2 separate regions of the Homo sapiens genome follow, and region 2 is linked to region 1. The links are chromatin contacts, found by Hi-C in ENCODE. All regions are on one chromosome and are shown on one strand. Each heading gives the region's core, a stretch centred on a gene start or an enhancer-like site at or near the end of the contact. The rest is flanking DNA. Distances are from core to core; before and after follow the strand shown.

What was found. A loop is a pair of places that touch in the nucleus more often than their neighbours do. Pooled maps may share reads with other maps.
Region 2: a pooled map shows a loop between it and region 1 (2.8-fold over the local background). The contact joins two enhancer-like sites. A Hi-C loop is called at or near these places in 1 of 168 maps with a recorded cell type or tissue (OCI-LY7), 2 of 37 single-sample maps with no recorded cell type and 5 of 50 pooled maps.

What each region holds. Positions count from the first base shown.
Region 1 is chr2:224,953,829-224,959,181 of GRCh38, reverse strand. All of the region lies in intron 1 of DOCK10 (dedicator of cytokinesis 10), which reads left to right. Among named protein-coding and RNA genes, the nearest start is that of MIR4439, 54 kb to the left of the region's middle. RefSeq lists an enhancer at 1,045-1,434. Within about 2 kb of position 1,486, at least 6 of the 41 ENCODE cell types and tissues checked have a DNase peak (open chromatin) inside an H3K27ac peak, as active enhancers do; they include OCI-LY7, where a contact is called at or near this core.
Region 2 is chr2:226,903,093-226,908,316 of GRCh38, reverse strand. It overlaps RHBDD1 (rhomboid domain containing 1), which reads right to left. Exons shown (of 9, transcript NM_001167608.3): 6 at 1,436-1,524. Among named protein-coding and RNA genes, the nearest start is that of RHBDD1, 70 kb to the right of the region's middle. RefSeq lists a silencer at 3,321-3,470. Within about 2 kb of position 2,021, at least 3 of the 41 ENCODE cell types and tissues checked have a DNase peak (open chromatin) inside an H3K27ac peak, as active enhancers do; they include OCI-LY7, where a contact is called at or near this core.

The DNA.
Region 1 (5,353 bases), core at 237-2,736:
TAAAAGAAAAAAAGAAATGGCTTATCATGGCAGTCTCCACTCTGTAGTTATGGGCAGTGAGAAAGAAGAAGTCAACACAAATTCAGAACTGGTTCCTGAAAATATGTTCCCTAATGCCAACCAAAGCAAGAAGGATGCCAATTTTAAATGCTGCCAAAGATCTTTTGATGCAGTCTAGGTAGCGGATCTCCTTCCCAATCTATGATACCCTTGCAAAAGAGAACAAAGTCAGATTAAATGTCTCTTTGTCAGTGTACTTTAATACCTTTCCGTGGCCTTGGAAATTTATTCAAAGGAAAAAGAGGAAGACGGGGAGAAAACAAAGTGCAATACTCTTTTCTGCTGTTCACAACATCAAATTGGTAATTATAATGTTGGTATTTGCCACATGCCAGTAGGAGATCCCGCACCGTTGAAACATAAAGAGGATACTGTTTATTGCTCTGGGAATTTACAGTCCCGCTTAGGCAGAAAAGTAACCATGAAAAGTTCTTTTTTTTTTTTAAACATATGATATTGGTTAAAACTTGGCTTTCTTAACTTCCTTGGAATTTGAGTCTTCTTTGTGGGATAAAGGGAGATGACAGAAATAGGATAATTGGAACCTTTTGTAGTTGTGCACAGAGGGGATTTAAAAATGAAATAGCCAGTGTTGCAAGACACAATGAGCACAAAGAGGTCAGTTGTGGAAGGAGTGAGTGTGCAGGGGAAGAGAGGCTGTTTAACCTAATTATCCTTATCCAAACCAAGGGGTCTTCTGGCTACTCCCTTCCTTTCTGAAGCATCCTATTCCTTTCACTGCCACTTTCGAGGTGCCCTTTTTGTGCCCGGAGCTGGTGCCCTTTTTGTGCCCGGAGCTCCTCCTCCTAATGCTCAATGCATGAGCAGCTAGGATCATCCTGCACTCATAAACCATACACTGTAGCAGCGCAGCTCAAGATGACCTCAACACAATTACTTTATAATCCAACTTACAACTGACATCCACTGAGCATTTTATTATATTCCACACATGGCGCTAAGCACTTCACCAATATTCTATTAATAAGCCTCACAACATCTAATAAAGTAGATACTGTGGTTATCTTTATTTTGCAGATAAGGAGACTCATTTCCAGAGAGGTTAGGGAAGTCACCCAGAGGTACCTGGCAAGTAAGTGTGAAGGCCAGCACAGTGGTCTTACCCACAGTGGCCAACACCACAGTCCCAATGACATGCTTTCATGCTTGAAACGTGTATCCTCATCCCCAATTCCTTGGGCCTTTGCCTAGGTGACCAGTTTGCCTCTTCTGAGATAATATTCTAAGTTATTGAAGATTATAATGGGTTTGTAGCTTTTCCAGGCAAGTGAAGCTGCATTTTAATAGAGACGTCCCAGAACAGAAACAGAAACCTAGGCTTATGCACTAATTTGAATAGTGGTGTTTTGAGACATGTAGAGAAGTGAAAGAGGGCACTGATTTGAAGGACAGTAGGTCTGAGGTTCTTCCAAGCAAGTCAGCTCGGCTTTCAAGAGGTACTAACTCTGGTCCAAAGAGAAATCTCCACCATCTGCCAGGAGATCCCTGGCTCTGGAAGCCATCATCAAGGAAATACTGGATTTGGTGGCTCACACCTGTAATCTCAGCTACCAGGAAGCTGAGGTGAGAGGATCTCTTGAAACCAGGAGTTCTAGACTAGATTGGGCAACATAGCAAGACCCCACCTCAAAAAAAATTAAAATGAAAAAAGGTGTGATGATACACATTTGTAATCCCAGCTACTCAGCAGGCTGAGGCAAGAGAGTCATTTGAGCCCAAGAGTTCAAGGTTGCAGTGAGCTATGATCACACCGCTGCACTTTAGCCTGGGTGGCAGAGTGAGACCCCATCTCCGAAAAACAAAGCCGGGGGGGGGCGGAAAGTAAAAACTAAATACTAGATTTAGACCTAGGGTTGGGGAGAGATTTTTCCCTGCCCTCCCCCAAGAAGTTTTGGCAACTTCTGAGGACCTCAGTGGCTGTCACAGATGGGCACAGCAGAGGGCGGGGAGTTTGCTACTGGTATCCATGGGTAGAGGCCAGCCAGGGATGCTACAAAACATCCTGCAATACAAGGGACACCCCCACACACAAACAACAAATGATCAGATCCAAGATGTCAATAGTGCTGAGTTTAAGAAACCCTGATTTAGACAATACCTGAGGGACATGACAAGCATGACCAGGTTTACAAATTCCAAGCACAGCCGTGGCCAGTGAAGAGGCTGGCTTTATTCCAGGGTTTTCTCCTCCATTTCCTAAACATGCGGTGTGATCCAGCTGGTTAGTTAATTCCACCTGACTGAGTATACATTAGGAAAAGAGAATATTTGATTTTATAAATGAGATCTCCGTGCAGTATAAAAATAGTTTGTGTTGGGAGGTAGTGCCACAGAGGGCACTATTATATGATTTTCTGCCTAAGAAAACTATTAGGTGAACCAGCTTCTGAGGCATTGTTTCTCAAAGTGTGGTCTGTGTAGTGTCTTTAACAGGCATCACTTCGATGCTCTTTTTTTTTTTTTTTTTTTTTTTTTCTGAGGTAGCGTCTCGCCCTGTTGCCCAGGCTGGAGCGCAGTGGTGCAATCTCGGCTCACTGCAACCTCCACCTCCGAGGTTCAAGTGATTCTCCTGCCTCAGGCTCCTGAGTACCTGGGATTACAGGTGCATGCCACCATGCCCAGCTCATTTTTGTATTTTTAGTAGAGACAGAGTTTCACCATGTTGGCCAATCTGGTCTCGAACTCCTGACTTCAAATGATCCACCCACCTTTGGCCTCCCAAAGTTCTGGGATTACAGGCATGAGCCACCGTGCCCGCCAATGGATGGTCTTTATAAAGCCAGATTACTAAACCCCCCAAATGAGAGCTACTGAGCTCCTGGTTAGGGTCAAGGAATCCACATTTTAAACAACTTATCCATGTGATTCTTACAAACACTGGAGAGTCTCTTCTCTTGGGGTTATAGTAGTAACTTTCAAAGTCCTACTATTGTCCAGGTCCCAAATCAAGTCTCAGTGCTTGTATGAAGAAATCCTGCTTCACCTTGGCCAACACAATGTTCTCCTTTGTTTTCAGATGCTGCAACCCATATTCTTCATTTGTCACTTCGTTTCTGCCTTTTGTGTTTTATGTGTACCATCATCTCCCCACATGGACTGTGTATAGTCTGTTCTAATTCTCTCTTATCATTGATTCCTGGCACTGGACAGACACGAACAATGTTTGACAGAGAGTCATTCTCATAAACTAGATTAAATACATATGGGTGCCCTTATGAGAGGTATCCAATTCTTGTTTCTCTGCTATTTCAGTTCTTCTTGTTTACCTAGTGAGGTGCAGAACACATACCCAGAGGTTAATTTGCCCTTTAATTGGGGACCTTAACTACTGGACTTCAAAATGTCAAGAATTTACTGCAGTGTGCACAACTAAATAAAGGAAATTCAACAATTAGTTATCTGCAAAACACAAAGTTCTTGATTGCAAACCCAAGACCCTACCATTATTCTCCAATTTCCACAATGCAAGGCATTAAACACTTAAATCAAAGTATTGTATTAGCTTTATCTCCTGGTGGAGGCCTTAAAAGACACAAATGCATTACGGTGCCATTAAATAAGTGGTTTGTGGAGTCGACTGGGTTACAGGGATTGTACCTAGGCTAACAATCTGATCCACTAGCAATAAATTGTTGGTCTAGATATCTGGTTGCCTTCACACTCAGCAATTGGCATTTACATGACAATTAGTTTCCTTCTCAAAATTGCTTAGGTAATAATGCTTTATTGCCTTCCATTTATAAAGACAAATCCTTCTGCAGTAAAAAGACAGCCACAAGAATAAAGCATATGTAATGGTGGTATTCCATAAATTGACCAATTTTTCCATTAGAGCTTTACAGATTTGAAAGACCTTAGTCTCCCCACAAAACTTACATACAATGTGCTTTTCAGGGTAATTATTAAACAGTGAGTGACATTCATATTGAAAGCAAGGTAATGAGTAGTTTGAATGGCTACAGGAGGGCAATTTTAGGTGCTTGTTTTATTTTAAAGGAAATAACATTGGTCTGTAGTTAATTTTGCCAGTAGTGGGAAGCTGGAGTAGGCTCCAAGCCAGCAAGCAGACAGGATACCTCTGTCTCTAGGGAAAATGCAATTGGAAAACAGTCCCTATAAGATAAAAAGATAACTGCATTGATTCAGATCTCCTCAGCCTCATCTTCTTGGAGGCTGTATTTGTGTGTCTTCACCTGATCATTTGTGGAAGAAATCTGCTTCAGCTCGGAATGCTTTTCATTTTCTTTAAAAGGTAGAGGAAAAATAGTATAATGAAAAATATATTGCTTTGGAGTTGATTACTTTTTAATAGGAAAAGAACACTGTATTCTAGGTGAGAATTAGCTGCATGCCTTTGTAAAGAGCAGTATCAATCCAGGCATATATATTTGTATGAAACATGTTTAGAAATGCTATGAGCTAGCTGTGGTATTTTTGTTGTTGTCATTGTCATTATTGTTATGCCCTGGCTTCTGAGGATGGAGGCAAGGGCATGTGAGTTAGAGTTTTGTCTCCATAAGAATAAATGTTTGTCCCTTAGAGATTTCCCATTTTCAACAGCAGAGCAGGCTGAAGCTGGAAATATTAAAATACACATGACTTCTCGAAGACAGTTGGATGCCTTTAGCAAAAAAAAATCAAAAACTTCAAAAAGGGTGATTAACTAAATGCCCAACAGGAAATTCAGAAAATAATAAACCCTAAAATCAATGTATTTTATTTTCTAAATATCACACTAAGATACTTATTGGTAAGATATATACATATCTCTGGACTATAATTTTTTTCTGGAAATGGATATCTCTGACCAGTGATGAAGTCCACTATTGAAAAAGTATAACTCCTTCACTGTTTGCTGTTAGATTCTAAGATGGGCTCTGTAAACTCTGTAAGAAATGAATTTCTTACCTACCCAAACCCCTCTCCCATCAAATTCTGATTTGATGAGAATTCTCTAAATGAGAATTTTCACCTTCTAACCTATTGAAATTCAGTACTGTGAACAAATATTACAACTTTATACCTGTCTGAAAGGCTATAATTGGAGTACTATGTTATTTTAATGCAATCAAGATAATTTTATGCCTATATACCTGTACAGACATACACAGCAAATGCACAACATCTACCCCACACACACAATAAGCATGCATCACACACACACACACACTCTGCACACACAGACTCCCACATGCACCACACACCCACAAACTGCAGTCTCTGTTATTGTTGGCTCATCTACATTCTCACTCATGTGCACAGCACCCTTTAT
Region 2 (5,224 bases), core at 772-3,271, 1.9 Mb before region 1:
CACACCCTCAGGGTGACCCTCCTCTTCCAGGAGGCATCAGACAGCAGCTTCCACATGCTGGGTCGTTTTCCATGGGGTTCCTGTGTCCTTCAATTCTCAGCTCACAGAAAAAAGGCCGAGTTCGCAGGCTATTTGCAAATTGCACTGAGTGTTCTAATTTTCCTATTTAATTTGCTATTGTATTTATTACTTTGAAAATGGAGTGGTGTAGAAATAAGTCACCACTTATTTTTTAAGGCTTTTAAAACTAAGAGTTTAAATATTATAATTAGGGGAAAATCCTCTTTAAAAATTAAACAAAGCACTTGCTTAAATTTCATAACATGTCTGCAAAAAGCTTTACTAACCGCTTCATCATGAGACACAGAAAAAAGAAACAAGACATTAAACTCCCGAGAATCATCTCTTTTATCAGTACTAATGAGTATTAAATTGTATTGAAAATACAATAAAACTGGACATTTTCAATAAATGAAGCTCCCACTGCCTCCTCTAAGTACGTACAGTGGAAACACATTAATAAGCAAACGTGGGAAAATGAGGATCTGCTTAAATGCAACACAGCCTGTAAAAATCAACCAAAAGTGAACACGACCTGCTAATAAAGGTGCCAGTGCAGTGCCTGGAAAGCTTTCTACTATCATGAATATTATATGGTTCTCAAGAATACCAGTCATCAGCACAAACTGTGAAACAAATTATTTATGGTTCAAGAAAAGGTAAAATAGTCTCAGAAGACTTCCCATGAATAAAAGATGAAATAGTGGAACTCAGTCTATAAAACAAGTGTTTGCAAACCAGTTTTCTTACAAGTCAAAATGAGAATCGCATTGAAAATTAAGAGGTCTAAAAAATACAAGTATTTCTAAATGAAATATTTTCATTGAGTATCAATTTGAAGGGAAAAACAAAATTAAAAAAAGCAGGAGCTAAGCTTCAAGCAATAACAGACTTGGTTTCGCCATGCATGAATATATGGCTCATCCACCAAGGACCCGGTCATCAGTCTGAATTCTTTAAAATACTGGCCATGCACTTCAGTCCAGGCTTTGTTTTCTTTTTCACCTTTGCCTTGCACGTATATTAATTCATGGACTATTATAGAAGAATGCATTATTTTAAAGGCACTTTAGTTCTCTGCATTCTTTAGGAAATCGTGGTTTTCTGCGGGTAGCATTAAGGTTGAGGGTATAAATATATACTGATATTTGTCCCCTAAGAAAGTATCAGATTCGAAATTTAAGTTTGCAGCCTCTTTTGTGGAGCAATGTAAGGAACTGCACTGGTTGTTTTACCTTTCGGTTTAAAAAGAAAAACAGGCATATTAGGGAATTCTTGAGCTGAACCACAGGGAAACTTGGGGTTGCTTCTGTTCACATTAAAATTAACATGAACTTCCAAGCTGTTGTCATGCCAAAGGTGTTTTATTCTGTACCTGCACATGCTTCCATGATTTTCTTCAGAGGCCCTTGAGTGTACATTAGTCCAACAAGAATCCCAGCCAGATGCCCAGCGAAGGAAGTCCTAGGAGGGAAGGAGACCCTTTGTGAGTGTTTGTTCTGCTGCTGATTAGAGACATTCTGTCTTCTCATTAGCCCAGTGCATGTCAAATAGTCACAGTCTGCAGGCTTTGTTCCACATCAAGTCTTTTATGCTAAGCAGCATTTAACTCAGTCCAAAGAACAACATCTCCTACCTTAAAAAAAAGTACAATGAATAACAACCACCACATGTTTAAAACGCAACACCCCTCCTTAACCAGGGGAAGTGGGTTGTCTCCTCCAGAGCAGTGGAAGCATTTGGTCAAGACAAGTCATTACATCGCTTTCCGTTTTTTTTCTGTACCTCTTATCACAAAACATAAATAAAATCAGTTTTCTCTGTTTGGCATTAAATCTGGAATTATCCAGCCATTGTGAGGGATGATGTCTATCTGTGTTATGGCAGGGCAGACTGCTGCAGTTTTCTACACCATGGATGAGTGAAGCAGAGAGCAAGTGAAACTCAGCAAAAGGAACTGAGATGCCCACCTGCATCCACCAAAGTTGTCTTCATGTGTATGTTTCAGTCACTCAGAACAAAGAAACATACATTTAAATTTCAAACTTGAAAGATGAGTTAGGGCATGAAAGTGTTTGCGTTAGGGCATGACAGTGGTTTAACTCTTCTTAAACTGGCATCTAAAACCAGCAATTACTTGTAAGATTTATTTTCAGAGGTCTACTTTGACCCAAGTGGCAACACTCTTTGTGGAGTTCCCTGGCTGAATGACCTCCCAACCAGCCTGAGTTTAAGAAATTACTGGCGATTCTCAAAAACCTCTGCTGTTACCACAAAGGGGGGGGTCCTACACAACGAGTTGTTCTTTAAGCACTTGACCTCAATTTCCAGCTGCCCGCCACCCTCTAGACACCCCCGCGCACACATGCACACATCCACTAGCACCTTAAACTAGACTTTTCTGGGGTGCCACTCCCACTTCCCGTTTGTAATGCCTCTCATACCCCTCCCAGCCTTCCCATTCCTACTGCCACAACCATGCTTACTGCCATCTGGACTATTTGGAAATGCCCAGTGTTGGGCACAGAGTGAACCCCAGATGAATGTGTGTTGAATGAATAAAATAAATGAAAGAAAATCATCCAGCTGGTCTCCCTGCAAGCCAGCTCTTGCTCTCCAGTGCATCCCACACACGGCCATCAGTTATCCTCCTGAGGCAGAAGGCAAGTGGTGTCATTGCCATCCTCTGAAATCCACTGGTTCTCACAGAATACTCCGGTGTGTGTTTAAGCCCTTCCAACACTTGGCCTTGCCCATCTCTGCAAAGTCAGAGGGTGGAGACCTCATCGTCTACTACCTCCATTCCCACATGCCCCACTGTCACATCCCCCAAGCACTCTCTGACCATAGGCTAAGCCAAACAGCACCTCTGTCAAAAAATGCCACCCCAGTTGAAGAGCCGTTCTTTCCTTCTCCTGCCTCCCCTCAGAGCTGAGGCTCCTACCTTATTCTGGCACGAAGCCAGTCTGCTGGTGGCACAGTACTTACACGTCTGCCTGCCTGTCCGTCTCTCTCTGTCACACACAAACTCCCTGAGGGCAGCAATGGTGTCTCATTCATACATTATACAAAATTAGAAGCTTAAAAAAAAAAAAAAGCCAAGCAAATGAACGCATTCCCACAGCCTGGAATAGTGACCTCTCATTCCAGAAGGTGGGAAACTGAAAGTTATGAAAGAGCCTGATGGAGACTCCAAGAACATAGCCTTTATGTGGCTTTTACATATGTATTCCAAACACCCAGGACAGGGCCAGGCACATGAGAGGCACTCAAGGATATGTTGAGTAAATGGCTCAAGTGTGCCAGGACCGTTTCACCAAGACCAACAGGAGGTAAGTTAAAACCACTAGATGTTCAGCTCAGGGTGCTTGCTGAGCCACGGCAATCACAGAGCTAAGAATCCGCCATTTGGTAACCTACACGAGACTCAGAGTCAAAACCAATACATTTCGCCTACTATGGCAGCAGCCTAGGGGAGATTCCCTGAAACACCACAAGCAAGATGGTTCTGAGTAATTTTCTTTGTCTCCAAGCTATGAAAAGACTCGCTGGCTCTCAGGAAAAGAACATGCAATGAGGAACACTTGAAAGAAAGAGACAAACAGGAGCCTTGTAAAGAGAACAGCATTGATGCTTGTTCCCATTAGCTGACTAAATGACACTATTGCCCAGACAAGCCCTCACATACATGCACACGTGCTAAAAGTCATGGCACATGCATGCGCGTGCACACACACACAGACACGCACACACACCACATACACGATCATCCCCTCAGGAGAGCATTATTTTCATCAGATATATCTACTGAAACAGGAGTTCCCTGACCCCCCTCCCCCCCCGCTTGCAGGATGTGCCACAGTGGTGTAACTTGTCTGTTTGGTGACCGTGCATGCTTAAACCCCTTACGGGAAGGGGAGCACACAGATGGGCAGGTGCAGGAGCTGGGATGAGTGCCCCTAGGCTTCAGCCTCACGGCAACGTCCAGGGGTGTGTATCTGCGACTCCTGAAACCCAAGTGGGTGTGTGTTACAGTGCGCTCTTTTAACCTTGCGGTCCACAGGCAGCTTAAGGGTTAGACAGCTCAGTGAACCCTCTGCCTTTCCACAAAGGCAGAGGGCCAGTGTGAAAGTTTTCTGTTTCCCTGTTTCTTCTCTGGCATCCAGGAAAAATCAGATCACACGTGGACTTGAAGGATGAATGTGGGGCTTTTATTGGGTGATGGAGGTGGCTCCCAGTGGGATGGATGGGGAGGTGGAAGAAGGATGGAGTGGGAAGATGGTCTTCCCCTGGAGTTTGGCTGTCCAGTGACATATCTCCTCTCCGATCATGTCCAGGTAAACTCCCTCTTAGCATTCAGATGCTCCTTCTCTCTGTTGCGCCGTTCTGCTATTCTTCTGCTCTTCTGTTCATCTCCTTGTCTCCTTCTGGAGCCTGGGGTCTCAGGTTTATATGGATACAGGAGAGGGGGGTGTGGTGGGCCAATAGGCAGCTTTTGGATGCAAAAACAGGAATGCCTGTTCCCATTTAGGGCTGTGGGTTTCCAGGCTTGAGGGTGGGGCCTTTGCTGGGAACCGCCCTCTTCTACCCACTGTTTCTGCCTCCTGTCCGTGTCACTACTTCATATAATAAAATTATGGGATTGAACATTTTTTCCCATTTTCTGGCAAGAATAGTAGGAACTATGCTTTTAGCTCCCCAGCCAAGCTAAGAAATTCTATAGTCACCCCCCATTATCTGCAGACCCCCAACTGGATGGCTGAAACCACAGATAGTACTGAACCTTATATATACTATGCTTTTCTCATCTCATAATCATAACAGCTACTAAGTGACTCACGGGTGGGTAGCAGAGACAGCATGGACACACGGGGCAAAGAGATGATTCACGTCCTGGGTGAGACGGGGTGAGATTTCACCATGCTATGCAGAGCAGTGTGAAATTTAAAACTTATAAATGGCTTATTTCTGGAATTTTCCATTTAATGTTTTTGGATCAAGGTTGACTGGGGCTAACTAAAAATGCAGAAGGCAAAATCACAGATAAGGGGGACCACTGTACTTATTTTATTCTATGCTCAGGCTCAGTACAATCGGCCACCTATTAATAGTTGTAAAAATGACAAAGAAAGTGGCAGTTTGAGAGATACAAAGAAGTGGCCAG